2 separate regions of the Mus musculus genome follow, and region 2 is linked to region 1. Evidence: chromatin loops called from intact Hi-C (ENCODE). Cell type or tissue: heart. All regions are shown on one strand. Links, peaks and the distances in the headings refer to the core of each region. The heading gives the core; the rest is flanking DNA.

Region 1 (16,189 bases), core at 2,867-10,866:
CCTACTCTAATTTGTGGTCAATTATCCAGTGAGACTCCATTGCAGTCTAATTTTTCCTTTTCCAGAGATCAATTGCAGATAGTTTCTTAGTTAAGGCTAGGAGTCTATATCTACTTCTCCCTCCCAGTCCAGTTGTTTCTGGAAGACACTATTTCCTTGCGGTCAGCCATCACCTCTGGCTCTTATAAATGTACTACCTCCTTTTCTGCATAGATCCCTGAGTCCTGAGGGAAGGGTTTTATGAAGACGGCACACTTAGGACAGGGTGCTCCTAAGTCTCTCACTGCACAAATTTCCCATTCGAGACTCCATATGTTAGTTCCTATCTACTGCAAAAGCTGCTTCTCTGTATAGTCTAGCAGAATGTCATTAGAAGTCATTTTGTGGCTATGTTCCTTTTGCAGAATAACAGTGTTAGAATTTCTCCCTAGTCCCAGATCTTGTCTCCCTACCTAGTCTCAGATCTTGGCCCCCTTAGCAGTGCCAGTTATTTCTTCAATGTCTTAAAGGTTTTATTACCATGGTTAGAGTCATCCGAGATATATATGTTTAGGCTACTGTACAGCATACCTTATTAATCATCACAGAGCACTGCCTCTTCATCTGCCTCTCCTGGGAGAATGCTGACATGTGTGCAGTTCTCCTTATGTATTTGTGGATTCAACAGTGTGTAGCCACACAAGATCCCAGGTCTATCAGTTTGGTCTAATATCAGGGAGTGACTCTGAATAAAGTACCCCATGTGTCTCGTCTAGCTGAGAGGACAGGTCAGTGTGGCTTGCTTTTAAAAGGCTGGTAGGAGCAGTCTGTTAGGAAAGAGTGCCCTCTTCTGACATAGTCGGGGTTCTGCAGTCTCAAGCCCTCTTAGTCTCTTAGAAACCACAGGAACTGCAGGCTTGCAAAGAGGCCAGCCAGCTCTGGCACCAGCCCTTAGATCAGAGGTTCTGGGGCTCACAACCCTTTTTGGGGGTCAAACAACCTTTTCACAGGGGTCACATACCATATCAGATATTTACATTATGATTCATAACAGTAGCAAATTTACAGTCATGAAGTACCAACAAAAATAACTTTATGTTGGGGTCACCAGCATCAGGAAGGGAAGGTTGAGAAGCACTGTCAGAGATACTGCTCTACTTTTGTCACATCTAGCCTAAGTTTGAGGCCAAATCAGATGTCGGGTTGTGGTTATGATTATAGCATCTTTTTCTTTGATCATTCCTCTGCTCAAGTGTCCTCTCAATCATCCTCTGCTTTATCCCCCTGGACTCCTTCGGCCCAGGACTTGTGTGGAGAGGCCAACATTTCCCATCATCCTTTGCTTCCTGACAGTTGACTTCTCTGACCCTTTTTCTCTCACCCTGCTTCCATCTATAGCTCCTCTCTGTTCTTGTTTACTGTTGCCATAGATGCCGTGGTTCTGTCTGTCACAGGGATAGCCTCCACCTGAATTGCTTCCCAGGATTCCCCCAATGTTGACCTATCAGACCAGAGGTGCTACCAATGGGAAGCAGTAACAGGGGAAATATTGACAAAGATGGGCAAGCGCCTCTCCAACAGCCATGGTCCAGATGTAGCCTGCCTGCTCCCTTACCTGTGGGCATGAGCAGGTGAGGGCAGACTAGACTGCAAACCCCTGAAAGGAATGGATACTGTGGTCTCTAACACCTAATCCTGACCATTTACAATGGCTCCATGGTGCAGGAACTATATGGACACCTGGAAGAGAGAGAGAGAGAGAGTCGGAGAAAGAGTCTTGAATTAGAAACCCTACTCTATGCTCGTTTCTGAGTGGCTCAACAAGTCTAAGCCACCTTCCCTATAAGAGCAAATGATAACTTTATGATGGATTAAGCCTTCTGAATTTCATAGTCAGACTTTATAGAGTCAATAAATATCTGGCAAGCTGCTTCTAACCTGGTGTCCTATAGTTTTGTAACAAATACCTATAAAATCCCAGGAAAAGATAAATCTAATAATGATACTAAACACTAAAATTGAAGACTCAGAAACCTACCAACAGAAGATGTGATTTGAATCTGAGGTGTCCTGCACAGCTCTTTGGTTCGTGGCACTGTCTGGAGAGACTGTGGAACCTTTAGGTGTGAGATGTCTGATGGAAGTCCTTCACTGGGCCTGAGACTTGGAACATGGTAGCCTAGCCTCGGTTCTCATCCCCACTCCGTGCTCCCCCCTCTGTGCTCCACATTGGTATACGAACATGCTCGTCACCATGCTGTGCTCTCACCTACACACTGAGCAGCGCTGCCAAGTCCTCCTAACTGTGGTGACCTGTAACCTTCTGGGACCATGAACCTAGATAAAATCTTCCTTCATTGTTTCTAGCAAGTGTTTTAGTCACCATGATGCAAAGGTAACTAACTAATGTAGAGGGTAAGATGAATCTCCTAAAACTTTAAGGTCTTTAGAATTGAAGAACAATAGGACAACTTGGCTGTTAGAAAAATCAGAGCAGACATATGTGAAAGTAAGCAGAAAAAGTCACTTTCTTACACTACAAGATTCTCCCAACTCTCCAGTCTAGTGCAGAAGTGCAGAAGACAAACTCAGTCCTGGGATCGCACTTCCACAGGGTGGAGAAATCTTGAAGAAATAAGAATGGCATCCTCCCACAATTCAAAGTATCAGCCTGAAGGCTGACCTCCGATCTCCCCAGCCTTAGTTTTCAGTGATAAATCAAGAGTAGCATAAGAGTTGACAGTCATCCTGATGGTTGGTCTTGACTGTCAATTTGACAAGTTCTAGAAACAAGAGTCTGGGCATACCTGTAAAGGATTACCTATGCTTAGTTAACTGTGATGCAAAGGCCCACCCTAAATGTGGGCGGCACCATTCTGAAGGCTGGGAAGGCAGGATCCATAAAAAAGAGAGAGAGAGCTAAGCAAACAGGAACATCCATCTTCCTGTGCTTGAATGTAATGGCGCTCACCGAGCCTCTCACCCTGACTGCTGCGATGGAATGTGTCCCCTCAAACTGTGAGTTTAGGTCAGGTGTTTTGTCTCAGCAGTGAGAGAAGTAACGGATACAGGCACTTGTCCCCAAGACTGTGTGCCTAGTCTGACTGTTCCCCTGTGCAATCAAGTTTCAGAAATGAAAGGGATCAAGCACAGGCTCTCTATGTACAGCCTCATCTTGGAACAAATTACTCCAAGCTATGTTCCAGCCAATAGAGAGAAAAGGCAAAATTAAAAATCTTTCTTTCTTTAAACTGTACTCAAAACCAGAAGAAGCAATTGAACACTGTCGTATTAAATAGCCTTGCTAGCCTGAGGTCAAAAGCCTACTTGGTATTTCTCAAGACTGTCTTATTTCATATTTCTTTTGTTTTCTGCTCCCCCTTCCACTGCCCTTCAAAGACCAAGAAACATTGTTTATAAATAATGTTTTTTCCCAAGTTGATGAAAACCCAGATAAAACATGACCTACTCCACTTCTGATGCGAATAGCAAGTCCAGTCAGGCCAATGTACTGCAGCGATTGTTTACCTAAAGATTCTTACTCCCGCCTGTCTTCCTTTGTCAATCCAAAACCATAGGATCTCCATAACACAGGGCAACCACAGGATATCCGAGAGGCAACCCAGTGAGGATCCAGTATGGATAGAGTAGCAGAAGCCAGAGGCCTAGTACCAGTCCTTGCAGTGAACATTTGCAAGCAAAGAAGTGTAGACAAAAGGGTGTACTGTGGGACACACTGGGACACACTCCAACTTCCTAAATGAGATTTTTTTCTGCTGAGGGAGCGATATTGCAAGGGTAGAGTGTGGGCATATAAGTGAGATTGGGGTGCAGGATGTGAGCTTCACAAAGAACCAATAAATAGTTAAAGAATAAAATATATTTTTATCAACTAAATTATAATGACTTTCTTATTATGATTAAATTTAAGACAAATGGTATAAATGGTTTCATTGTGTAACTCTGGTCTCTGAAGACACATAGGAGGAGGTTTTGTGTGTGTGTGTGTGTATGAAAATATGATTTTGTGAATATATACTATGATATAAACTAAAATATTCTTAGTTTGAGATCCCAGAAGTTACTTGTTTCTCCCTTACTCGGTCTCATGTCTGCAGGTCCTTTCTTTAATGTGTTGACTAGTTTACCCATGTGTGCAAAATGTGTATAATTTTGTTTTTATCACTTGATTACAACTGAGTTAAATTAAAATTCATACAATGAATAGACTGTTGCTGTGATAAAATATCCTGAACAAAATTAAGTTAAGGGAGAAAAAAAAGAGTTTATTCTCCTCACAGTTCCAGAAATATTCCATCATAGCAGGGAAGCTAAGCCGGAAGGAAGAAGCTTAGAGCAGCTGGGAAGGTCCTGCCCACAATTGGGGAGCAGAGAGCAAGGGATGCATCCTGTAGTTCCACCCCCTTTCATCACTTACACACCTCGGGATCTCAGCCATGAAATGGTGCTATCCACAGTGGGCAGGTCTTCCCACCTCACTCAGACAGTCAGGATAGTCCTCTACAGACATGTCTCCCAACTGATTCAACTGCCATGCCGACAACTCACCTTCACCATCACAGAGTGGGAGCCAGTGTATCATAGGACTCATTTCACTTATTTTCCAGAGACTAATCTGCTATTTCCCCCTAATTTTCAATATTCTTTAAATCTCTGTAATTAATGTTGATTGTTTTTCTGTATATAAAAAGGAAGCTTTGTTTCTTAAATATTGTTATGAGAGCCAAGGAATAAAAAGGGGGGAGGGTGAAAAGCAGCGCCTTTCACACTTTGCCCACTGAGCCACCTGAGTGCACAGCTGGGGTCTGCTCCTGGTAGCTTTGCTTGCCCTAGAATGAAGCCTTCTAAAATTTGCTTACATGGGTAGACCTGTGTAAATACACTCCAAAGCAGTTCTGCATCCTACCCTAACACTCAGTACTAAGGTACAGGTAGGAACAGCTATCTCTGAGAACTCTCAGATGGGTGGTTTCCACACCTGGATATTCAAAATAGAATAGAATAGAATAGAATAGAATAGAATAGAATAGAATAGAATAGAATAGAATAGAATAGAATAGAATAGAATAGAATAGAATAGAATAGACAGCACTTAATCTGAGTCTAGAAGAGTGAGCTGTTATGTGGAAAAAGGCAGTACTGAACTAAAATGTGAACTCAATTGATCAAAACAGGACTTAAAACCAGAAGCTGAATGGGCCTAGTGACACATACCCCATGCAGGGAAATGGAGTTTGAGGCCAGCAAGGATACATTTAAGACTATCTAAAAGCAAATCAACATTCAGACCTAGGACTTGAGTAGTAGGAGACTCTTAAGGAATACAACCAAACATGTAGCAGTCACAGCTCCAATTGGACTTTTATTAGAAAGACTTACAGGCTGTAATCCAGCTAATCCAACAGTGGCTGGTTATGAAGAGAAAGTCCAAAAATCCAAAAGTTACTCAGTCTACAAGGCTGGATGTCTCAGCTTGTCTTCAATAGACACTGTGATCTGAAGAAGTAGGCTCCAATGCTATGCCAGTGGAAAGATAGGCTTTCTAGCAAGGCAAGAGTAATCGAGCAAAGAACAGAAGCTTCCTTCTTCCAGGCCCTTCTATAGGCTTCCAGCAGAAGGTGTAGCCCAGATTAACAGTGTGTCTTCCTGCCTCAAGACCAAGACAAAGGTTTGTGCCTTCCTACTACCTCAAAGGTTCAGACTAGAAATGGATCTAGCCACTTCAAACCACACCCCCCTCACCTCAAAAAAATCTCTCACAGATATACCCTCCATTTCTGAACTGTACTTTATTCCAGATGTAGTCAAGTTGACTCCAAGAACAGCTATTACAAATGCATGGTGAGAATGTCTCAGAAAGGAGAAATTATATCATTTTCTGAGAAATGGATGGAACTGGAGATCACCATATTAAGTCAAATAAGCCACACTCAGGAGAAAAGTATTGCATTTTCTCTATATACGGAATCTAGAAGTATGTGTGTATGTATTGGATGTGAAAGTAGAGGGGTGGTAACAGGGAAAGAAAGATAAAATGTTGCATGATTTCTCTCATGTACAGGCTATAGACTTAATTTTTGTATACATATATGTACATATATATGTGCATATACATACACAATACACATATATACATAGAACGTGAGAGCGGAAGAATCACCCAGCAGTAATGAAGAAGCATGTGAGAAAGTATGTGGAAGCGAGAGAGAGGCATTATGTACTTTTCTCACTGTTGTGACAAAGTGCCTGATGAAAGACACTTTAAGGAAGAAGTGGGTTATTTCAGCTTACAGTTTGTGAAAATCCTGTCCATCGTTGTGGAGAGGGCATAGCAGCAAGAGCAAGAGGCAGCTGGCAGTCAGGAAGCAGGAAGTGAACAGGAAGTGGGGCTAAGCTCTTAAACTTCAACACCCCGCCCCCTATGACTCCCTTCCTCTAGCAAAGCTCTGCCTCTTAAGGTCTTCACAACCTTGGGAACCAGGTGCTCAAACATTTCACAATTAAACAGCAAATTAGCAAACCTAATTCCTACTGATGTTTAGGAAACTGTCGTGACAAACCCCGCTGCTTTGTATGCTAGCTGACACATTATAAAGTAAGAAGATAAGAGAGGTTAGAAGACAACACCCAGGCATAGTGTGCTAGAGTCTCCAGGGAATAACCTGAGAAAAGCTGAATAACAGCTTTCAGAAGGGGTACTTAATGTCTCCATAGATCTAGCTCAACTATTAAAGTAGAGTGGAGAGTTTTACACAGATGATAAATTCCAGAGTCACTCTTGGAAGTATGGGTTCAGTCTGGGGTACACGGAGGTGCCAGAGGAGGAAAAAGACACAAGCCATCCCAGGGAAGGGAAGTGGGAGAGATTAAGAAGGGTCTACCAGGTGCCTTGGGCAGCAAGAGCTCTTCCCCAGTACCCAGCTTCCAACACTCAACACCTCTGCACTCTCCTGGCTGCATTCCGAAGAAGGGATCCAGTGCCCTGATTTCAAAACATGGACCTTCAAAAAGACTGACTAGAGCCTGGGTGCAGTGGACTCAGAGAACAAGGGTAGGTGATGCCCAGGCCTTCCTGAGATGGGTCAGGCTGGGGACCAGGGGCAGTTCAGAGGGAGCTAGCCAGCCTGACTGGAGATACTCCTCAAACCATCTTAACTTGGCAAGTGAACCCTAAAGGGCTTACTCGTTGTAGCTTTCCCCACTCTTAGCAGGCCAGTCCCTTTAGCTGGGACACTATCTAGCCAGTAGTGAACAGACCATTCAACACAGAGTTCCCTGGAAACAATTTCAGGGCCTGTGGAAGTCCCCAGTGCAAACCAGTGACATCCACTGCCCCTCCCTGGTCCTCTCACACATGATTTTGGAAGAAATCCTGACCAAAGAGCCCAGCTTCTTTTGCCACCTCCCCCAGGAGGCCTGCCTCTACTCCTTGTCCCAAGTTTTGGGCAGGGTACTCCACTCTTGCTGCGGGGTGACTAACACCCCTTCCAAGATTGAACAGGCATTCTGTGCCCCACTACAGCTTTGGACCTTAGAATCACCAAGTCAGAATTTAAGCCACTAGGAGATCAATGGAAAAAAAGGGGGCTCGCCTCTGCTCCCCCAAAAGAAAAACAAAGTGTTTCTTCCATTTCTCCACCCTCAGCCAGGAACACTTTGTAAAAGGTGCAGAAGAGCATTTGAAACCTGACTCTTGAGGCTCCCCAGAGGTGTGACCCAGCATCTAAGATTCCACTTGTGAAGCATCTACAGACTGGGCAAGCATCTGTAACCATATCTCTCCAAGGAAGATCTGGGTGAGAGCAGAACACAGAGAATGATGAATCCTGCAATCAGGCCAGACAGCACCATGTACCTTACTGCTATCTGGCTTTCTTCTGCTCACATATACTTGTTGTGCTCTTAATGCCCTACAGCAGTTTGTCAGGGCAGCTCTGTCCTGCTCTCTTCTTGATCCTGTATGCCTCTTTTCTCTTTCTTTACTCTGCTTCTTTTCATCTTCCTTTCCAGAACAAAACCATAGACTGGAATGGAGTCTCATGTCAACCTCCAGAGACCTGAGACTGTTATCTAATCCTCTCTCTCTCTCTCTCTCTCTCTCTCTCTCTCTCTCTCTCTCTCTCTCTCTCTCTCTCTCTCTCTCTTTCTCTCTCCAGTCTACCTTGAGTCTTCCCCCCACCTACTATCTACCAGTCCAATAACAATCACCACCCTTATTCTGTTCTCCCTTTCCTCTCTGATCATTCCAACAGTAACTAATAATGCTGAGTGTCCCTATTCTTCTTTACATACTGGGCACACACAGTATGACTGTTTCTTATTTGATAACTACTGTATTTTTCACAGTGGGTCTGCTCTTGGTGGAAATTATGGTTGCAGGCAGTATTCTATTCTATAGAATACAGAGAATGGAGTCTAGGGCCCTGAACACCCTGTAACAGAGGAAAACACCAACTAAGCCCTACTATAATTAGTCACTCTTAAACATTGTAATCACTTCCTCTGGAAGAATAAAGGTGTCTCAGTTAGAGTTTTATTGCTATGGAGAGACACCATGACCACGGCAACACTTATAAAGGAAAACATCTAATTGGGGATGGCTTACAGTTTCAGAGGTTTAGTTCATTATCTTCACAGTGGGAAGCATGGCAACATGCAGGCAGACATGGTGCTGCAGAGATAGCTGAGAGTTCGTTCTACATCTGGATCCACAGGTAGCAGGAAGTGACAATAATATACTGTCTGGGCTTGAGCTTCTGAGACCTCAAAGCCCACCCCCTAGTGACATACTTCCTCCAGCAAGGCCACACCTACTCCAACAAAGCCACACCTCTTAATACTGCCATTCTCTATGGACCGGAGGCTATTTTTATTCTAATCACCATAAAAAGTGACTTAAGCTTTAAAAAGTTAAATCAACAACCCAACTCCAGATGCACAAGTACTTAAACAAAAGTATAAGAAACATGAAAAGGGGAACAATATATTTCCTTCAAAAATTATTAATCTTGTATTAATGATCCCTAACAAGAGTTAGTAAATTAGACAAAATTCCAAAGAATTTTGTATCCCAATTATAAAAATGTTCAAAGAAGCAAACAGGTCACAAACAAACTGAATGAATTGCAAAGGGATACAAACAGACATCTGAATAGAATAAGGAAGACAACACAGGATATGAAAACAGGCTACAGTGAGGAAATGGAACTATTGGTAAAAACTCAACTAAAATAGCGGGGAAAAAATTAAGAAGTCAAAAAATCGTAGTGCAAATCCTCAACAATGGAAGAGATCACGGGGATTACAGGCTATCATAGTTTGGTAGAGGGATTCTGTCAGTGGCAAGGATAAATTAACAAAAATGTACAAACAGAACCTGTGACATAACAGAGGACATGAAATGACCGAACCCATGAATCATGAAGTGAAAGAACATCATGCCAAGGCATAGATAATACTTTCAATTAAATCACAGAAACTTCCCCAGTCTAGGCCCATTGTGATACAAGACGCATGTAGAATATCAAATACTCAAGACTAGAAAAAATTTCCATGTTGTATATTGATTAAAACACTAAATATATAAAACAAACGAAGTATATTAAGGCTTCAAGAGAAAACATTAAGTCACATTAGAGGCAGGCCATCAGAATAATGGCAGATATCGTGACAGAAAAGTTAAAATCCCAGAGGGGTTGGAGTAATATATTTCAAGTCCTGAAAGACAACAGCTGCTGCTCAGATTTTCACTAACCAGCAAAATGGAGAAAGGTAAGAGAGGGAGGGAGAGAGCCAGAGAGGGAGGGAGGGAGGGAGGGAGGGAGGGAGGGAGGGAGGGAGGGAGGGAGGGAGGGAGGGAGGGAAGCTAATAGAATTCATGGTCCCTAAGCCAACTTTTCCAATGACACTGGAAGGAATTCTTCAGACTGAAGGAAAAGATAAATACATCTAAACAGTAGAGGACAGAAGAGATGATGATAGAACAGTAGTTTAAAAAAACGGAGTAAGAAAACACCAAGTCCTAGAGAATCAGTAAACTTGAAGGCATTGACACACATCTTCCAATAATACAGTCTCGATGCTCCCACGGGAAAACACAGAGACTAGTAGACCAGAAACTGAATCCATCCATTTGCTACTTCCAAGAAATGCACCTCACAGTTAAAGAGAGATGCTACATTGGAGAGAAAGGCCTAAAAGGTTATTCCAAGCAAGTGAAACTAGAAAACAAATGTATCACTATGAAAACACCTGACACCTTCCCTCTCTTTCCTTCCTTCCAATTCCAGTGCTCCAGTCTGATCCTCAGCCTATAGCAACCTGTCTGCTGCAGCTTCACCTTCCTCTCTGACCCCATTCCCAGCAGATCCCAGATTTCCAACAGCCTTCTTCCACCACATCAACCCATTGTCTCAGCCACAACCTTTATAGATATTTCCTGGGAAACCTCCTGCTTAGGGAATCAGGCCAGTGACTTTTACCCTTCCTTCTCTCCACCAGTTCTAACCTCTCAGTCTTGCCCCCAGCTTTGTAACAGATGACCTGTTGTGTTCTCTTCTTCCTCATTGACCTCATTCCCAGGGCTTTTTAGACCCTGGTAGCACATCCAGCTTCCCTCCCTCCTGTGGACCCTCACAGCCCTTCTAGCCCAACCCTATTCCTTAGAGTCTGATCCCAATACCTAGAAACTCATTCTACCAGGACCCCCAGTGTCCACAACAGGCAAGATCTCAGAAGCACTCCCTACCACACAACCCACGGCCATCATACTCTCCTAAGAACCAGAAAGGGCAACAGAAACCAAAGAATGAACACCCACCCAACAAACACAAGACCAAATATCTCCACCTGGAATTACAATCATCCAAGTCCAGATGCCTTACTAAGCACAGTGTACAAGCATAATCAATAACAGACAGGACAATATGTCTTCACTAGAACCCAACAACCATATAACAGTAGACCCTGAGAAATGCAATATAGATAAAGCAAGACAAGGACTTCAAAATGGCTATTATGAATATGATCAAGGACCTTAAAGAAGATTTGAATAAATCCATTGATGAAATCTATGAAAACATAAACAAATCATGGAATGAGATGGAGAAAACTGATTACAACATGAAAGTGGAAATGAAATTATTAACCTGCCCTGTGGCTGGTGAGGCTAAGTCTCCAAGAACTGAAGATTATTCCACAGACCTTTGAGGGAAACTAAGGGACTTCAGGCTTTCAAGCTCAAGAGTAGTGTAAACAAAGCAGTTTTTGTTTGTATTATTAAAGTAAGTAAAACAGATGTGACATTTACAAGTACAACAAGGGAATACATCTGGTGCCATGTCTTATTATCTTTGATCATGTGAAAAGAGTCAAGAATATTCCTTTCAAGCTTCTGCCTTTCACACAGAGATAAAATAGACATGTCAGGGATTTCCCTTCATATCCTCACTTTAAGTACATGAATTTATCATAGCTTATGTAATTCTTTCTAGAAGGCCACATTTCAGGAAAACTATTCTGTCCTATCCATAGTTCACAGTAAGTTACAGCTTTCTTACACAGGCTCCCACATGTAATCAAAGAAGAAAACCTAAACTGGGAGAAAATTGAAAATGAAAAACTTAGAAATTCAAACAGGAACTACAGAGACACGCTTCACCAAGAGGTGGAAGAAAGAATCTCAAGAATTGCAGACAAGATAGAAGAAATGGATACCTTGGTCAAAGGAAAGTTAAAGCTAAAAAATCCAAGCACAAAACATCCAGGAAATCTGCAACACTATAAAAAGACCAGATCTATGAATAATGGGAACAGAGAAAGAAGAAGAAACACAGGTCAAGGGCAGAAAAAAATATTTTCAGCAAAATTATAGATGATCACTGATAAGTGGATATTAACCCAGAAACTTAGAATACCCAAGTTACAAGGTGAAAAACACATGAAACTCAAGAACGAAGACCAAAGTGTGGTCACTTTGCCCCTTCTTAGAATTGGGAACAAAACACCCATGGAAGGAGTTACAGAGACAAAGTTTGGAGCTCAGATGAAAGGATGGACCATCTAGAGACTGCCACACCCAGGGATCCATCCCATAATCAGCCTCCAAACGCAGACACCATCGCATACACTAGCAAGATTTTGCTGAAAGGACTCTGATATAGCTGTCTCTTGTGAGGCGATGCCAGTGCCTGGCAAACACAGAAGTGGATGCTCACAGTCAGCTATTGGATAGAACACAATGGAGGAGCTAGAGAAAGTACCCAAGGAGCTGAAGGGGTCTGCAACCCTATAGGTGGAACAATAATATGAACTAACCAGTACCCCCAGAGCTCGTGTCTCTAGCTGCATATGTAGCAGATGATGCCCTAGTTGGCCATCATTGGGAAGAGAGGGCCCTTGGTATTGCAAACTTTAATTGCCCCAGTATAGGGGAACGCCAGGGCCAAGAAGTGGGAGTGGGTAAGTAGGGGAGTTGGGGGGGGGGTGAGAGGGCATGGGGCACTTTTGGGATAGCATTTGAAATGTAAATGAAGAAAATACCTAATAAAAAAATTATAGAAGAAAATATCCCAAACCTAAAGAAGGAGGATACTATCAATATACAAGCAGAATACAAAACATCAAATACATAGAACCTGGAAGGAAATTCCCCACAACACATAATAATCAAACACTAAACATACAGAACAAAGAAAGAACATTAAAACCTGCAAGGGAAAAGACCAAGTAATACATAAAGGCAGACCCATTAGAATAACACCGGCTTCTCAATGTAGAGTCTAAAAGCCAGAGGGCATGAACAAACTCTAAGGGACCAAAGATGCCAGCACACACAATTATACCCAGCAAAACTTGCAATCACAATAAATAGAGAAAGAAAGACAGTTCAAGATAAAACCAAATTTAAGCAGCATTTCTTTGCTAATCCAGCTCTACAGTATACGTGAGCAGGCACAATAAAGAAACTGCCAACATGACTGCTCCATTGGTGGAGGTGGGGTTATTGTAGATAATAGAGAGACAATACCCAGAGGCTTCGAGAATAGACCAAAGCAGATAGATAGTAAAGAAAGCAACCTGGACATGGCCAGGGCTAGGGAAGTAGAAGAACGGGAGAGAACAGTGGAGATAGCAAGAGACAGAGCCTACAAAGGCAGAGAAACCCAGAAAATAGAGAGTACCAAGACAGTGCTAGAGTAGCAAGACAGCTCAAGAGAGCAAGGGGTGGACACAGCACAGAGGTTATAAGCAGAATGAGCATAGTCCAGCGTGAGCTTGTTTCTAGACATATAAAGAGTCTCAGACATAACATTCAGAAGGCACTAGATCAGAAACCTCAACCTGAAGAGGTTAACCACATAAAAGAAAACACAAGGAATATCTGAGCAGCAAATCAAAACAAGGGGGGAAACCCACACCATAACAACAAAATAACAGGAATCAACAAACTGCTCATTGATAACTCCCAACATCAATGCTCTCAATTTCTTACTAACAGATTAGATTCAGAAACAGGATCCGTCCTTCTCTTGCATCCAAGAAACATGCATCAACATCAAGAATTGCCACCACCTTAGGGTAAAAGAGTGGAAAAGATTATAAGTAAGTGGAGCTAATAGTTAAGTGGGTGTAACCATTTTAATATCTGACAAAATAGACTTCAAACCAAAATTAATCAGAAGAGATAAAGAAGAATAATACATGCTCATCAAAGGAGATTGCAATTCTAGACATCTATGCACCAAACACAAGGGCACCTGAGTTCATAAGAGAAACACCTACTAGAACTAAAATCACATATTTACCCTCACACGATGATAGTGAGAGACTTCAATACCCCACTCTCACAGTAGACAGATCATCTAGACAAGAACTAAACAGAGAATTGATGGAACTAAATGACACTGTAAACCAAATGTACCTAGCAGATATTTATAGAATATTTATCTGAAACACAAAAGAATATACTTTCTTAGCAGCTCATGGAACCTTTTTCAAAATTTACCACATATTGGGACACAAAGCAATTCTCAACAGATACAAAAGTCCTATCTGACCACTATAGATTGAAGCTAGATATCAACAATAACAGAAACAACAGAAAGTTACAAACTCATAGGAACAACTTACTACTGAATGAAAAGTTGGTCAACACAGAAATTTAAAAAGAAATTAAAAAGTTCTTAGAATTAAATGAAAATACAACATACTAAACTTATGGAACACAATAAAGGCAGTTCTAAAAGGCAAGGTCATAGCACTATGTGCCTACATAAAGAATTGGAGATATCTTACATTAGCAACTTAACACCACACGTGAATGCTTTAGAATGAGAAGAAAAATAACAGCCAAAAGGAGTAGACAGCAAGAAATGCTAGAACTCAGTGCTAAAATCAATAAAACAGAAACAAATGAACAAACAAAAACAACAAAACACACATCAAAGAATCAATGAAACAAAGAGTTGATTCTTTGAGAAAATCATTAAGATTGAAAGACAGTCAAGTCGGGCAGTGGTGGTGTATGCCTTTAATCCCAGCACTCGGGAGGTAGAGGCAAGTGGATTTCTAATTTCTTCGCCAGCCTGGTCTACAGAGTGAATTCCAGGACAGTCGGGCTACACAGAGAAACTCTGTCTCTAAAAACAAAACATAACAAACAAACAAAGAAGATTGAGAGACAGTCAAATTAACTAAATGGCAGAGAAAATATGCAAATTAACAAAGTTAGATATGAAGTGGGGTGCATAACAATGCCACTGAGGATATCCAGAGAATCATAATAACATGCTCTAAAAACCTGGACGCCACAAACTTGGGCAAATCTAAAAGAAATCATTGTATTGATATTTACCACCTACAAAAGTTAAATCAATAACATCCAAGCACTTTAAACAGACCTATAACCCCTATTGAAATAAACACAGTAATTAAAATCCTTCCAACCCCCCAAAAGCCCAGAAGCAGAATTCTACCAGAGTTTTAAATAAATAACACCAATACTCCTCAAATTATTCCAAAGAACAGAAACATGGCCCATTTCTTTTTATAAGACCACATTTACCTTGATACACAAACCACATAAAGATAGAGGAAGAGAACTACAAACCAGTATCTCTTATGAATATAGATGCAAAAATTCTCAAGAAAATACTTGAAAACTGAATTCAAGAATAAAAGGTCACCAAAAAAGGTCATCATGAGCAAGTAGGCTTTGTTCATGAGATTCAGAAGTGGTTCAATATATATAAACCAATAAATATCATCAGAGAGAAAGGCAAAAGCCACATAATCATTCATTAAATACACAAAAGGCCTTTGACAAAATCCAATGCTCCTTCATGATAAAAGACCAGGGGAGACTAAGGGATACTACAAACATACCTGAAAATAGCAGAGGTACATTTACATCAAGCCAACCTCAACCTAAATGGAGACAAACTCAAAGCATTTTCACTAATATCAGGAACAAGACAAGGGCTTCCACTCTCCCCATCCTTATTCAATACTAGAAATCTTACTAGAGCAATAAGACAACAGAATGAGATCAAGAGGCATACAAAGAGGAAAAAAAGAAGTCAGAGTATCTTTGCAGGTGAACGACTTCTATGATAAAAACTTTAAGACACTCAAGAAAGAAACCAAAGACTTAAGAAGATGAAAATATCTCCCATGCACATGGATCAGTAGGATTAATGTAGTAAAATGGCCATCCTACCAAAAGTAATCTACAGTAAAGGACAATTTCAGCTTCACATGAAAATACACACACACACTCAGAATTTCTAAAACAATTTTAAGTAATAAAATAACTTCTGCAAGTAGCACCATCCCTGATCTCAAATTGTACCACAGCAATAAAACTTATGTAAGAAAAACTATAGTTACAAAAAAACAGCATAATATTGACACCAAAACCAAAAAAGTCAATCAGTAGAATTGAGTTGAAGACGCAGACGTAAGTCCACACACCTACAGACACCTAATTTTTATAAAGAAGCCAGAAATACACACTGGAAAAAAGACAGCATCTTCAACAAATGTTGCTGGTCAAACTGAATGGCTGCACATAGAAGAATGCAAATAGATCCTCATGTATCACCCTGCAGAAAACTCAACTCCAAATGGATCAAAGACCTCAACGGAAGACCAGGTACACTGCATCTGACAGAAGAGAAAGTGGGGAAGA
Region 2 (16,189 bases), core at 5,136-13,135, 150 kb after region 1:
AAGAACGTGCAAGGATATGAATAAATTTAACTAATCATATATGCAAATGCTTGACTTGATAACACTAGCTGTTCACCTGACCAAGCCTTCCTCCCGGATCTCAACACCTGCTACCTTGTCTCTGGAGATGTGGATGGGCCTAATCTTCTTCTTCTTCTTTAAGAGACAGGATGGGGTGCCAGTTCTACAGAATTGGGGAGCCATTTACACACACACACACACACACACACACACACACACACACTCAAAAAAGGACCTTTTTTTTTCTAACATCCTGGCCCCACTCAGATCCAAAGTCATTCATTGTCTCACTTAACCAAGGACAGAGCCTGCCCCTGTGTCCTATTCTGGCCACCAGATTCCAGGAGACCCAAAATGAGGAGAAGTTCCATTCTAGTGGAACAGATAGGGCAAACGCTTCCACCAACAAGCTACCTCCCGAGGACAAAAACAGGGACATAATCCCTGACGGCTTTGGACAGGAAATCCTGTCGCTAGAGCTGCCACAGCGAGGCTCAGTGGTGGGACAAGCTATGCCTGCACAGGGGCTATGGACGCAGCCTAGGAGGACCTTCCAGAAAGGCGAATGTGGGACCACATTTGGAAAGAAGGGGAGAAAAGAAAGGAGTGGGTTGACTAGGGACTCCGGGCTGGGGTGTTGCTCAGTGGTAGAGCACCCTGGGTTTGATCCCAGAACAAGAACTGGGAGAAGCCTCTCTGCTGAGTGGGAGGGAGGTCTTGAAATGGAGAGGAGGAATAGAGAGGCTAGGTTTGGGAGGAGTTGGATTGTGGCTTCTATAGACCCAGGGACCTGGAGGGAGAGGTGAACCAGAAGTCAAAGCTTTGAAGAGAGCTTATTTTGACTGCCTGGGCTGACCCATTGGAGCTGTGGCAAGGAAGCCTCCAACTTAACCCTTTGCCACCCGCTCAAAAGTCCCTCTGCTTCCCTATAGCCCATCGTAGGATGCTAATGCCCACACCCGTGCTGTGCACAGTGTGCAGGAGGCCTGACGCACCACTGGGACCAGCCAGTGATGAAGCAAGCCCGTTGGTGGGAGCAAGAGAGAAGAAATCCGCAATCCAATTCCCTACTCCATTTAGGCTCCACAATTAAAGGCAATTACTCTGCAGTTCTCTAATCAAATGCTCCCGGCCAAGCTGCCAGCCAGGCAGCCATGTGTGGCTCCCGGAGCCAGAGGGAGAACAGAACAAAGTCCCACACTGTCTCAGCTCCCATGGTGCAGGAGGCTGTGTGCATGCAAGATGTATCAGTGTGTCCCTCCCTGGGCCCCAGCCCTTGGGTCAAGGGTAAACACATGGAACAGGGCCAGCGTTCCATGAATTGCATTCAGGGCTCTTCGGCTTTGGGTACACTATTGCCCAGGAACCGTCAGTGCACACAAGTAGACATGCTGTCCTGGTAAAGATGAACACATCTGTTGGCCCACACGGCACGGGGAGAAAGGGACAGTGGCCTGAGAGTCTCCTTTGTTGTGGATGTGTCATCCATGAACATTCTGAGGGGAGGTGGCAGAGGCAGGAGTTGTGGAGAACAGCCCAGGACCTGGACAGCAAGGGCTTGAACTCTAACCTAGTGCCGCCGTTAAGGGTGGGGGTGGGGGTGGTCATTAGGTCAGCGCTGCTCCCTGGACGTCAATGGTCAAAATTGGATCAGGACCAATCCAAAGACGTTTAAGTAGTGCCAAACCATTTCTGTGGTTGCTAAGCCCTCCAGAACCTTAGACCTATACCTGGGGCCCTGAGCCAGAGATTATGAAGTAAAGGAATTACGTGGCACAGGATGCAGGGTAAGAATGGGGTACTGTGAGGAACCCTCCTCACTCATTGTCTTTCCCACTGCTAGCTTTGGCTTTGCCCGGGACTCAGACTCGCTTCAGCCAGGAGCCAGCTGATCAGACTGTGGTGGCCGGACAGCGGGCGGTGCTCCCGTGTGTGCTCCTTAACTACTCTGGGATTGTACAGTGGACCAAGGACGGGCTGGCCCTGGGTATGGGCCAGGGCCTCAAAGGTGAGTAGTGGGCTGGGATGGCACCTTCAGTAGAGTGCAAGCTAGCATGTGCAAGGCCTTGAGTCTGATCCCCAGCGCAGCAGAAAGGAAGGTGCGTGGTAGCTGCTCAGCCTCCAGCCCCCAGAAATCCTACTCCCTGCTCTCAGCCTAGATTCCTGGCTTCGCTCCCTCTCCTTGTTCCTGACTCCTCAGGTCTGTCACTCTTACCTGCCAACTCTTCCTTCCCTCAGATTGTGAATTGGCCCAGGAAAGGTGGTGTGCAGCCTGGGAGATCAAGGGAAACAGGACTTTACATTGAGAGCTTTAGATGGAGTCAGGGACACACCCACACGGTGGGGCGCTGTAGACAGGTCATGCAGGAGGAGCTGGGTTAGCGAAGCCTGCCCTGCCCCCTGTATGCCCGAGATGGTATGCTCGGGCACTGTCTGCCCTTTCTGGTTTATTTTTGCTTTTGTTTTAGTTATAATTACAGCATCTCTTCCTTCCCTGTCTGCCTTTTGAGCGCTTCGTGCTTTTCTTTGCCCCCTACATGGTCCGTGTCGGCTTAGACACCATCAGCCTAAGCACCTTCTTGTTTAATTATTCCAGAAGCATTTGTTAAGCACAAGCTATACAGCCGGTGCTGAAGAAAGCGTAAAGATTCCGTTGGAGACAAAGAGCGCCAGCCCTCTATATCCCACAGATAGCACAGAAACCCTTAGAAGCACTTCTTGGTAAAGAGTCAAGATACAACCAGGCAGTGGTGGCGCATGCCTTTAATCCCAGCACTTGGGAGGCAGAGGCAGGAGGATTTCTGAGTTCGAGGCCAGCCTGGTCTACAAAGTGAGTTCCAGGACAGCCAGAGCTATACAGAGAAACCCTGTCTCAAAAAAAACAAAAACAAAAACAAAAACAAATAAAAAAGAAAGAAAGAAAAAGAAAAAAAAAAGAGTCAAGATACCTGGCCCTCATTACAGCTCGGCCACTTGCCCGCTGAATGAGTTGAGGCAAACCCGCTCTGCTTTGGTTAGCTGATTTGTGAAGCAGGTTTAACAGTCACAGCCTGCCTGTCTTAAAAGCGCATCCTTGGCTTCTGTGCCGAGTGGCAGAACGGGCTTTCTGAGGATAATATCGTTAGCGACGAGGCACTGTAATGATGCGAGTGGGTTGGGGGACTACATATTTCTGGTCTTATTATTTTTGAAGGTGGTGAGATTATTTGTTGTGTGTCTAGGCCGAGGAAATCTGCATGGCACAATCTATAAAGAAAGGAGATGGATTTGACGGATCTATTGTTGATGAGGGAGAAAATGAGAAAGAGCAACGTCGATAGATATGCAGTCAGAGGAATCCATAGCCTCTGGAGAGGGAGGCAGTGGGAGGGGTCGGTAGGTGTTTGGGTGGGAGTTAGCGGGAGCCTGTAAGCAAGGCAGATCGGGCACAGAGGCCCACCCTGTGTCTTAGAGAGGAGTAGAAATATCATTTGGATTGTCCTTTAAGAAGCCAGTAAACCTTATTTATTCTCTCTGTGTGGTGAGGGCGAGGCCTTGTGAGCCACACAGAGCGCCCCGTAAGTACTGAGATGCCCCATGTTTACCAGCGCCCTCTCTCTGCTCTCCGTGCTGGTTAACTTTTCTTTTCTTCCTCTGCTATCCATATGAGAGACATCTGCCAGCCAACAGCTTTGCAGATTTTTCAGATTTTTGTCTGCTCCTCTCTCTCTCTCTCTCTCTCTCTCTCTTCCTCATCATCCCTCCTGCTTTTCGGTCCCACAGCTATGGAGTCTGTGTCTGGTACCTCACAGCCTGACCTGACAGTGGTAGGCAGGAGAGAGAAGGAAGGAGACCTCTCCTGGAAGGGATGTGGGCTCTGCTGTGAGGAGAAGCTGGGGAGACAATGAGTCTTGGGTGGAGGGCGGAGTGGGCGAGGCCTCAAGACTTGGTCTTACTCTAGTCTCCCCTTTTCTGTCCCTGCAGCCTGGCCACGGTACCGGGTCGTGGGCTCTGCGGATGCTGGGCAATACAACTTGGAGATCACAGATGCCGAGCTGTCTGATGACGCTTCCTATGAGTGCCAGGCCACGGAGGCTGCCCTGCGCTCTCGGCGGGCCAAACTCACCGTGCTCAGTAATGACTCCCAAGCTGGGTTTCTCATTTTCCAGTTCCCTCTTCAACGTCCCAAACTTTCCCTAGCCTTGCCTTTCTCCTAATGTCTCTTTTCTCCCTGGTTTTTCTTTCTCAGCAACTCCTTACATGAACTTCATCATCAACTAGGGCCATCAACTAAAAAGATGGCCAGGTGGTTAAAATCACTTGCAGAAGAGCTGGGTTCAGTACCTGGCACCCACATCCGATGGCTTAAAACTACTAGTAACTCTACTTCCAGAGGATTCCACTGCCTTCTTCTGGCTTCTGCAAGCGCATGCATATAATGTGGTACAAGTGCATGTACACACACACACAAACACACACACACACAGCCAGAGCCAGAGCTATACAGAGAAACCCTGCCTCAAAAAGAAAAAAAAAAATCGTAAAACAAACAAACCTAAAAGCACATACAGTGTGCAAGAGGCTGTGCTATGCTAGCCTTTACTGGGTACTGTAGTTTCTGTAAGCTTGATATCCTGTGCTCCAACCTATGCCCAGATCACACTAAGGACTCAGAGCCTCTGTGCAGACAGGGATCTCTGCCCTGAGAAAGGATGGTGATGGAGACCTAGTCCATACTTTTCCTGGTTTGTTTTGCAGTCTGGTTTGTGTAGAGAACTTTGCTTGTTCCTCTCCAGCTTTCTGCTCTCCCTGAACCCCAGACCTTTTCCCTTTCGACCGAGCCTGCCTGGCTGCTCCTTCCCTCAGCATGTTCCTCTCTTGTTAGACATTCCCTAGAACATCAGGGAACAGGGGAACAGAGCCAGAAGAAACAAGCTGGGTGTGGGGGTTGAGCTCCCAGCGGTAGCCCACAAGGGGACAGAGTAGATGTCACCATGGCACGCTTTGGGCCATCTGAATAACGAGATGACTTTCCTCCACACAGAACAGAAGGGGAAGCAGCAGAGGCCCATCTTCAGGTCTTACAATCCCCGCAGCTCAGTGGTCATGGTTCTTGGTGCTTCTGTCTCCTCTCTCTCTCTCTCTCTCTCTCTCTCTCTCTCTCTCTCTCTCTCTCTCTCTCTCCTTACTTGGACTGTTCTGTCTGAGAGCCTCTCTTTCCTTTGTATTGACTCTCTGTCCCTTTCTCTTTCCTCTGGTCTCCACTTGTCATCCTTGCCCTCCCTCTAACACAAAGTCATTGCAGTGGGGAGAAAGGAGAGAGGCGCTAAGATGAGTGAGTTTGTATACCAAATCCCTTCCTATTTGGGGCTGGGGATATGGGAAACTCCTAGTAACAAAAAAGAGCTCCAGAATGCTGGGAATCCCAACCCCTGGGTTCAGGTTATGTCTTGGCCATTTTTGTACTGTGACCCTGAAGAAGTCCCAACCGTCGGGCAGGGGTTCTCTCTCTGGCATGGTAATACACACCATAATACTTTCAGGCTGCCTCTCCCTCCCTTCCTTCCTTCCTTCCTTCCTTCCTTCCTTCCTTCCTTCCTTCCTTCCTTCCTGAGATTTTATGATAAGGGTTAAATGAAGTCATATGCACAAGGTACTTCAGCAAACAAGAGTTAAACTCTGGGTAAATGGTAGAAATTATTGCCAATTGGCTTCCAGTTTACAACTGACAGTTGACTTCAAAGACCTTGGGAGATCCTAGCAAAATGTGGGTTGGTGATGGAGGTGACAGATGGTCTTTGCCTGAGTGGAGGGAAAAAAAAACAAGGCAAGGGCAGAAGGCCCAGTGGAAGGAAGTGCTTTGTCTCGCTCTCTTTGTAGCAAGAACCCAGCGTCTCTGCGCAGATAGGGGCTCTTGTGAGTGTGGTAGGAAGGTACAGCTGTAGAGAACTGGGCGAACCAGGAAAGCCTTCCCCATTTCTCCGCTTCTCAGGTTCCTCTCCCTCACTTCTATCCACAACCCTGCCCCTGTCACCGGGGTTGTTTATGCTGGGGAGCGGAGACGGGAAGAGCCAGGACTGAGGGAAGAATTAGCTGAGAGAAGCCTTGGAACCATTTTGTCACTGTAAAAGTAGCCCGGGTTATACACGTGCCCTGGATGCTACACTCTCTCTGCAGACCTCACTCCCCTCACACTGGCTCGGTGAGGAGACCTTGTTAGGGCCTCTGAGGGACAAACAGGCTCAGGGCCTTCAGGGGGCTCAACCAAGACCACGTGACAGTAAGGGAGGGGCCGGGATCTGAAGGGCACTGATCTAAATTCCACCCTCTTTTCCACTCTGCCACTCCACATGTACAAATTGAACAGAACGCTGTGTCAGCAACTGTACCTCCGGCTCAGAAACCTTCATTTCACCCACGCCGGGACAGCCCTGTCTGCCTCCAGCTCCGTGGACCTCCTGAGATCTCCCATCAAGGGTCTCCTCTAGAACTTTCTTCTCAGTCTCCCTAGTCTTGTTTTTCTCAGGGAAAAAAAAAAAAGATGAATTCGGTGCAGGCCTAGACTACATAATGAGTCTCTCTCTCTCAAGTTAATTAAGTGAATAAATAAATATTTTATTAAAAAAGAGGAACTCTTATCCTAGGGGAACTTTAAGACTCTTGGCCTTGGGAAACACAGGGTTTGGCTCACCTTAACATTTAGAAGTCTGTGGCAATGGTATTAGAAAAGGCACCTTACTTCTTAAAACCACATGTATCGCCAACTCAGGTGCTTAAGCACACAGCAAAGGCCTGTTTTAGCTATACATTAGGCAGCGGAGAATCTTTTTAAATGCCAGTAAGACCTGGGCCTGCTTATCCCAGGGCATTGAAGTAGGGGAGACAACCACCAAGGGTAGCCAGTGGGCAGATAACACTCAGTACCGCCGCAGGTGGACACGAAGCTTTCTGCATCCCCCAGGATTTGGCCAGGGTGATAACAGCAGCTCTGGGCGAGGGCAGGAAACAGCAGAGGCTAAACGAGGAGGTAAGGGTCTGCAGGGCTTGAGGACCCTAAAACAGGAGGCTGATACCTGAGAAGCCATGCTATAGGCAGCTGCAGCCTCTGGAGGTGTTTGAGCAGGAGAACAACACACCCTTAACTGCTATGAAGAAATAACCTGGCGAAGGTGTGGTAGATAGAGTTGACCATCCAGCCATTCCAGGCAGATGGATGGGGCTAGGTGTAAGGATACCCTTCCTTCCCGAGGGTATGATCTGACCTCAAGACCTTGAGGTGGCCCTCTATACTCTCCTGGGCAACAGCGGTGAGTATAGAGCAAACAATAGGAGCCGCTGTGAGAGAGTATCCCGCAAGCTGGGTGAATTCTCCCCGGGGAGCACTGTGTAGAGTGATTGTAAGTGGGGCTCTGGCGGCATTGCCCTGCCGAGGGGACACATGCCCGCCGACAGAAGGATGCCTCAGTTCGCTGCATCCCGAGCTGATTTTCTTCTCCTCTTCCCTCCAGTTCCTCCAGAGGAAACAAGGATTGATGGGGGCCCGGTGATTCTGCTGCAAGCAGGCACCCCCTACAACCTCACGTGCAGAGCATTTAATGCCAAACCTGCTGCCACCATCATTTGGTTCCGAGATGGGACACAGCAGGAGGGGGCTGTGACTAGCACGGTGAGGACCTGCCTGCCCCCTCTGGCCCCTCTTAGCCCCAGCTTCTCATTGTCTCTCCTTTCCCTCTTACACGGGTAGATGTGGTAAGACCCTTTTATCATACAGTTGTGACGACTGAGGCCCAGAGGAGATAAATGGGCTCCCCGGTTCACTGTGCCATTTCCATAAGTACTTCCTTTTTGCTAAGTACCATGCCTGGTAGACATGTTATGGGCAATTTCTCTTAAACCTCAGAAGAGTCCCATAAAGTAGGTGTTGCTTCCAACTTACAAAGGAGGAGGTTGATGGTCAGAGAAGGCAAGGGCCCAGCTGGATGTCACTCAGAGAGCAAGCAGCGAAGTTGGCATTCGATACTGGAGTCCGGCTGCACTATTGATCCTTTACTGTCCTCTGTCAGAATGGCAAAAGGCTGCAGGAACCAGGGTTGTGTGCATATTCTCAGAGTCACACAGCAAAGCTGATGGCAGTGGCTAGCATGTTTGTGCACCTTGCCCTGGGCTGGGCACTGTGAGAGCCACTTCCCAGTGGGACGAGAACCTGCCCACCTGTGTGTCCTAGAGTGTGAGGATGGGGGGCCTGGGTTCTGGCTGTAGCTCATAGTGACCTCCATGCCCTGGAACAAATATCTTCCTTCTGCCCTTTCATAAATGATTATTTGACCCCAATGGGGCCCAACTTTTTTTTTTTTTTTAACCATCAAAAACTGTTATTTTTCTCCTGGGGGATACATGTTTTAAAATATATTGGCAGCCAAACAAGTTGATGGGCTAATAGCATTTGTTATCTGCTCCTGTCTTTTGCTGATTCTCTTAAGACTGGTGATTCCAAATATCACTGTGTTTTGCATCAGTTAGGTGCTGCTGTGGTCTCCTAGAGATGCACACATAGCTGTCTGAAGGAAAGGCCTTGCTCTTGTTCACAGTGTGGTTTCCTTAAGTGGGTGGGTGACAATATGGAAAATGACTGCAGTGTCACTGAGCCAGCATGCTGAGCTGATGAATCTGTCTCAGTAATCCAGGACCTTAGAGCCACCCCTGAAACACATGGTACCCAGGGCCAAGTGTAAGACACTCACTCTCACTGTAAGTGGTTCAGGCAGGAGAGAGCCCAGAGGTCTGGACAGGCCTGAGAAGGCTTTCTAAAAGCGGAGAAACTCACTGTGGGCTTAGAGAATTCCAGGAATTCAACACTACAGAGGGAAGCTCGTGTGCACCACAGGCTTCAGTTAGTTTTAAGATATCAATATTAGAATATCTGTTATAATACGATTTCTACACTCCTGTAAGATGTAATAATGGGGGAAGCTGTGGTAGAGAGGAGAAACTACCTTTCTGTTTGATTTTTCTGTAAATTGCAGAAAGCTATTTAAAATACCCAACTACTTTACAATGAAGTTGGAATAGGGAGGGAGATGCACTTTAAAGGTCTGCCCTTTGGTGTCTCTGAGAGCAGAGGTGGGGCTTTTAGCCTTGACTCCCATCTTCCCTCACCCCCAGGAGCTGCTGAAGGATGGGAAAAGGGAGACCACAATCAGCCAACTGCTCATTGAGCCCACAGACCTAGACATTGGCCGCGTATTCACCTGTCGCAGTATGAATGAGGCCATCCCCAATGGCAAGGAGACATCCATTGAGCTTGATGTGCACCGTGAGTAGGGCATTGGGTAGGCTACGTGAAGTGGGGACATAGCAGCCTGAGAAGTACAGAATAAGGAAGGAGCCTAGGGGTCCAGGACTAATGTTCCCCTCATTTCCTGGTTTAAGCCATGGGCAATAATGGTTGGTGGGTGGAGCATTGAGTATAGTATTGTACCTGCTTACTTGAGTTGTGAGTATTAAAGACATTATGGTACAGGAGCATGTAGCATGGCTAGCATGGCTAGCATAGCATCCTGCCAGATGTCCATGCATTCCTCCTAGTCAGGGATGCTCTTACCCTGGCCCTTTACAGTAAGCTGAACTAACCCACAGTGCCACCTAGTGGTCATAGTAGGTCATTACATCCACTGGATAATTCCCTTGCTATCATTCTTGGCCTGAGCCACCGGAAAGACTCTGTGTAGAAAGGGTGAGGGTGATAGCTGATATTTTGTAAACTTCAATTCTCACTTCACATCAAGGTGGTATGAATACACATGTGACAGAGGGAAAGGGAGAAACTCGGGGACAGAAAGGACCCTGACCTCCTATCCCGTACTTTGCAGACCCTCCCACAGTGACTCTGTCCATCGAGCCCCAGACAGTGCTGGAAGGCGAGCGTGTCATTTTTACATGCCAGGCCACAGCCAACCCAGAGATCTTGGGCTACAGGTGAGGGGATTGGGTTTTGGGAGTGCTATGCACCTGATAAATGGAGAGGTGCTTGGGACTGAGGTGGTTGTGGGGTGGGGGGCGGGCTACGGAGGAGACCAGAGTCCCTGAATATAACAGAGAGTCCCAGGTTCTGATCTCCCATCCCTGGGCCTCATCCTCTAGGTGGGCCAAAGGGGGCTTCTTGATTGAAGACGCCCATGAGAGTCGCTATGAGACAAACGTTGACTATTCCTTCTTCACGGAGCCTGTGTCTTGTGAGGTTTATAACAAAGTCGGGAGCACCAATGTCAGCACTTTAGTGAATGTTCACTGTGAGTAGCTGGGAGGGGAGCAGCAGGGGAGGGGGCAGAGAGCAGGACCCTTCGAAGGTCCTGGGGTACAGGGGACGAAAACTCCACTAACCTGGTAGACAGGGGTAAACATGGGAGGTAGGGGTCAGGAAGAGAGACAGCCAGTCAGAGCTGATGATTCTCAGGCACCTGAGACTCTGACCAGCCACCTCTCTCCCCATCAGTCGCCCCCCGGATTGTAGTTTACCCAAAGCCCACCACCACAGACATTGGATCTGATGTGACCCTCACCTGTGTCTGGGTTGGGAATCCTCCCCTCACCCTCACCTGGACCAAGAAGGACTCAAACATGGTAAGCCTCTCTCTTCCTGCCTGTTCTGAGCGCTGGGCGTGGGGGTGGGGGGTGGGGGTGGAGCACAGACTTGCTGGCGCAGTGAAGAGAACGGGAGGGATGGGGTTGGTCTTTCACATCGAAACTGGACCATTTCTAGGTCTTGGGGTTTGGGAGGAAAGAGGGTACTTGCAGTCAGCCATACCTCTTCTCCTTGGACTTGCATAGAACTCAGGGTGAAGTGGAGGGGGGGGGGAGGTGCTGCTGTGGTAGTCAGATCTAGGGCATTCATTAATGATGCGGAGGTGGTAGGGAATCGCACAAAGAAAGCTGAAGTACACAGTTCTAACGACTCCTATTTGACAGTTAGGGCCAGAACTGTAAAGGGAAATTTCAGACTAAACTGGCTTACCTGGCTTGGTAATAAAATCATAGGGACGAATCATCAGAAAGGACTGTATCCTTTTAGTTATCGTAGCAGGCACCTGTGCACTTGGGCAGGCGCTTATTGCCAGCCTGCTTAGAGTCTTAGGGAGTCTTAGCCTGACTCAGGAAGCCATTTACCTTCTGGGAATTCACTTGTGGCCCTTCATGCTTTCTTTCCCATGCCTCCAATGCGGGGGCCCTCACCGACCCAGGGGCCCAGGCTTCCTGGCTCCCCACCCGAGGCTAATCTCTCTGCCCAGGTCCTGAGTAACAGCAATCAACTGTTGCTGAAGTCAGTGACCCAGGCAGATGCTGGCACCTATACCTGCCGGGCCATCGTGCCTCGGATCGGAGTGGCTGAGCGAGAGGTACCGCTTTATGTAAACGGTGAGTGCCTTAAGAGGCCGAGACCTGTCCAAAGAGCACTGAAGCTGTTGGCCTGAGATCTGACCGGCCTGACTGGGTCTTCCTGCCTATAGGACCTCCTATCATCTCCAGCGAGGCGGTACAGTTTGCTGTGAGAGGTGATGGCGGTAAGGTGGAGTGCTTTATCGGGAGTACCCCACCTCCGGATCGAATTGTGAGTACTGGGTTGGCGTGGGCAGGCAGCCCTTGGTGTGTCCCATCTGCCCGGCTTCATCTCCCCACCCTCTTCTACTCTCAGAATCCTCCGCCTTTTAGTTTCTGTACCATTTCACCTGTTCAAATACGACCTCCTCCCTTACTTGTGTGATGATGAACAGATTAGTGGTTTGAACCCCAGTTTCTCATCTGTGACAAGGAGGCCATCTCCCCTCATAAAAGTCATTACAGCCACAGTTGTGAGGAACCTAGTAGTGGCCCCGGGTGGTGGTGGCGCACACCTTTAATCTAAGCACTCGGGAGGCAGAGGCAGCGGATTTCTGAGTTCGAGGCCAGCCTGGTCTACAGAGTGAGTTCCAGGACAGCCAGGGCTACACAGAGAAACCCGAGAAACCCTGTCTCGAAAAGAAAAGAGAAAGAAAGAATGAGCCTACTGCAGTTCCTTGGAGTCAGGCTTCTTTCTTGCAAAGGTCCTTCCTCTGCCCTCATCTTCCACCCTTGCTAATACCTTCCAGTCTTTCTTCGTACCTCCCTCTCCTTCCTCCATCCCCTCTGCTCCCCCTCCCACCTGTCCGCTCTTCTCCCGTTTCTCCTGCCTTCCTCCCACAATCCCTGACCATCCCTCATTCCTTTCTCCTCTCCCCTATACCATAAACAATTAATTCCTCCTGTGGCCACTAACCATCAAAACCCTCATCACATTTAATGACCATTTGGCTAACTCCAGGGCTGCCCAGGGATACTTCATTACCACAGCTGCCTAGGCAGAAGACGGTTTGGCTCCCGGGAGGTTTGCCTCATCGAGCTGGGAGGACTGATCCCTGGAAAGGAGCCAGAGCTCAGCTGCTCCTCTTCCTTAGCCTCCCTTATGCCATGAGAGCACACAGTTAGGACTGCCCCAACTGGGACGGCAGGGACGGAAGGCCTTGGGGATCCGCCTCTTGACTCCCGGCTCATAATTAAGATACATCTCTAGAGAGCCTAGCAGGTTTCTGTGGGTTGATTCATGGTAAGGCTGGTAAGATAGACTTGGGTGCGGTTAGAATCACGAGGCTGAGCATTGCCTCACATGGTCAGAATCTGCCATTGCGGAGATAAAGACAATGAGGCCCTGAGAGGGAAATCACGGCCTCATGGTTGCTCTGGGGTGAGAGGAATAGAAAACGGAGCCCAGGGATCTCAAGTCTCAACCCAGTCTTCCCAGCAACATCCAAGATCCGAATACCAGCTCATTAGCTCAGCTGCCTCCCCATCACAAAATACCACCCAGTGTCACACTTAGAGCACGGGACCTCGGCAAAAGCTGATTGCTGGACCTCTCCCTTACATTCATACTTGGTACATAAACCTCAAGGATGCAGTTTTTTAGAGTCTCTCTAGATAAATCTGATGTCTACTGTATGGGAGCCACAACTTGTGGAGCAGACGTTCAGTGTTGGGTTGTTTCCGAATGAGGGTATGTAGGGCCTGAGGACCACACATGTGCTGGGTGAGGTTACCTGAGAGTGGGTTGGGTCTCCCTGGGGCATGAGCTTCTTCCACGCATCCTTTTCTTACATCCTTCCTGCCTTCCCCCATCCCAGGCATGGGCATGGAAGGAGAACTTCCTCGAGGTGGGGACCCTGGAACGCTACACCGTGGAGAGGACGAACTCAGGCAGCGGTGTGCTGTCCACGCTCACCATTAATAATGTCATGGAGGCGGACTTCCAGACCCACTACAACTGCACTGCCTGGAACAGCTTTGGACCAGGCACAGCCATCATCCAGCTGGAAGAGCGAGGTCAGCCACGCTAACTGCCGGGATAGCCTGAAGTTCCATCTTCTCTTTCTATAGCAAGGTTCAAAGCAAGATAACTCTTTCTCAGGCCTCTCTGCCAGAAGCTGACTTTAGTGGTCTGCTAGTTAATGTACTATGTCAATGTTCCTTGAACATCTTTATGTGTTGAACTTTGAAGGAACAGTTGTAGGCATGAACAGAAAGCCATCCCCACGCACAGGAAACTTTCCTCTTAGTGGAGGGACATACGTAGTAGGAACAAATGAATCCAGACTGAGAAAAATTAACTGGTATATGCAAAAGATGAATACAGCCTATGTCGCTGAGTTACTGAGAAAATAGAACAGAGGATATTTGTAAAGTTCAAGGGTTCCCCTACCCTTCAAACATCCTTGGTTTTATAGAAGAGGTACATTCCCTCTGGGCACCTTTGACAAAAGTGAAAGAGGTACCTAGCTTTTGACAGATATGTTTGATGAGGGGAAAATAGCACTTGTTTGTTTTGGAGAACTAGTCGTTGAAAAGAGAGATACGGAGAACCGAGGGACCCTTGGGAACTGTCTGGGAAAGCTAATGGTTCCAGTTTCGTTCAAGGTGCAGGATGGAAGTGGGGAACAGAGGAGGGTAATGTGGGGGGCTCAGCTAGAGAGGATTGAGAGGGAAGCTCTATAATCAGTGTCTGGATCCAGCTAGTAACCCCAGAAAGAGAAAGCCAAAGGCAGAGTCCTTGGGTGTCTTCTCAGCTAAGGGAAGTGGGGGCACGAGAGAGGAGCGTTGGGCCTCAGTGGGCCGTGCACATAGAGCAGACACAGCTTTGCAGGCAAGGACACGGGAGTGGAGGCTGAAACGGAGATCACAGACTGGAGGTTGGAGACAGCCCTGCTTACGAAGGAGGGACCCAGCTCATGGGAAGGTATGCCAAGTAGAGGAAGAGAGAGCTCTGAGGCAAACTGAGGGCAGGGATGGAACACTGGCTGCCCTGACGGCAACTCTGGTTAAACTACAGCACAGATTACAAACCAGACTCAGCCCAGCTCTTCTCAAATGTGGCCTAGACGTAGATGTCAACACGGCCCAGCCCAGGCAAAACTTACCTTTGTACACAATCCAGAGTTGCCCCAGTAGGTTATGGTCACATCTTTGGGCCCCTATGTGGCTCCATCCTCATTCCTGTTCCTTTCCCTCCCTTCTATAGAGGTGTTACCTGTGGGCATCATTGCCGGGGCCACCATCGGTGCCGGCATCCTGGTCGTCTTCTCTTTTGCTGCCTTAGTGTTCTTCCTCTACCGACGTCGCAAAGGCAGTGAGTATAGGCGCCGTAGAGTCACAACACACCCTTCATCCCCCAACCGTACCCTTCAAGGTCTCGTCAGGGGGCTGGGGCTAGAAGTCAACCGTGCAGACCAGTAGAAAGCCCCCAGCAACATCTCCCTGTCCTAGGTCGAAAGGATGTGACGTTGAGGAAGCTGGACATCAAGGTGGAGACGGTGAATCGGGAGCCACTTACGATGCACTCTGACCGGGAGGATGATACTGCCAGCATTTCCACGGCAACGCGGGTCATGAAGGCCATCTACTCGGTGAGGATAATGCTCCTTTCAACGTGGCCTAGGCTCTTCATTGTCCTACGGCCAGCCCCACCAGCTTTTAATGATTTCCGTTACCTCTAATTCCTCTGTGCATTTAACCTGTTCCTGATACCCCAGTTCCTATGTACCAACCTGCTCTCAAATAAACGCACCCACACTGGTACCCTAGTGCACACTTACTTGTATAGACGTTCACACACATATGCATAACTACTTTCTCCCCCCTGCCTACCCACAACTCCCTTTGCCTCATCCTTCCCTCACACAGAGGAAAATCTGTAGATAGTTTTAGTTCAACCTTCTCATTACTGAGCCAAGGCAGCACTCCCCAGTGGTAGCAGTGTTATACTCATGATATCATATTACACACTAGCAACAAAATTAACACTAGAAGCCAGGTCTCTGGTGTCCTACCTCAACCTATATGGTGAGACACAAGCCTGCCCCAACCCCAGAGCTGCCTTTAGCAAGTGGCCTCTGAGCATGGAAATCTGTTGCCTTAGTTAAGTTTTACTGCTATGAACAGATACCATGACCAACGCAACTCTTATAAGAACAACATTTAATTGGGACTGGCTTACAGGTTCAGAGATCAGTCCAGTATCATCAAGACGGAAACATGGCAGTATCCAGGCAGGCATGGTGTAAGGAGGAGCTGAGGAGTTCTCCATCTTCATCTGAAGGCTGCTAGCAGAGGATTGGCTTCCAGGCAGCTAGGATGAGGCTCTTAAAGCCCACACCCACAGTAACACACCTACTATAACAGGGCCACACCTTCTAATAGTGCCACTCACTGGGTCGAGTATATGCAAACCATATGCTGTTTCCTGACACCCACACCTGTTCTTTAGTCCTTTAAGGATGATGTGGATCTGAAGCAGGACCTGCGCTGTGACACCATTGACACCCGGGAAGAGTATGAGATGAAGGTGAGGGGAAGGACTGATGCAAGGCACAAGGACTGGCTGGCTGGGACGTGGGGTAGGAGGATCTGCAGGGGGAGGACAGCAGGGAGGAGTGGTCAAGAAGTCTGCAGAAGGAACAGAAGATAGAATCACCGGTATGGTGAGAAGGGGAGGAGACATGGATTGAGCTGGGCATGGGCAGAAGACTCAGGAGAGCTTATTACACTGGGGGAAGTTCCCACATTTACCCTTTTCTCTTCTTGCCCTCAGGATCCCACCAATGGTTATTACAATGTGCGCGCCCACGAA

Evidence for each region. A loop is a pair of places that touch in the nucleus more often than their neighbours do. Peaks named below come from ENCODE experiments on the same cell type or tissue, not always from the same donor. Only the 100,000 strongest peaks of a DNase experiment are listed, where the experiment ranks them.
Region 2: a loop joins it to region 1, with 2.5 times the contacts of the local background. A loop is called at or near these places in 3 of 42 quality-filtered maps.

What each region holds. Positions count from the first base shown.
Region 1 is chr3:87,228,471-87,244,659 of GRCm38, reverse strand. No RefSeq gene overlaps it. Among named protein-coding and RNA genes, the nearest start is that of Fcrls, 27 kb to the left of the region's middle. In heart, for the core only: no CTCF peak of the experiment used is centred there; no DNase peak of the experiment used is centred there.
Region 2 is chr3:87,083,582-87,099,770 of GRCm38, reverse strand. Kirrel (kirre like nephrin family adhesion molecule 1) reads left to right here. Exons shown (of 16, transcript NM_001170985.2): 3 at 1,865-2,029; 4 at 3,985-4,134; 5 at 7,509-7,666; 6 at 9,163-9,313; 7 at 9,870-9,975; 8 at 10,141-10,289; 9 at 10,493-10,620; 10 at 11,286-11,412; 11 at 11,505-11,605; 12 at 13,191-13,389; 13 at 14,582-14,689; 14 at 14,827-14,966; 15 at 15,827-15,904; 16 at 16,151-16,189. Among named protein-coding and RNA genes, the nearest start is that of Gm24472, 25 kb to the right of the region's middle. In heart, for the core only: a CTCF peak has its summit at 9,650 (motif pointing left); DNase peaks (open chromatin) are centred at 9,660 and 12,440; H3K27ac peaks cover 998 bases.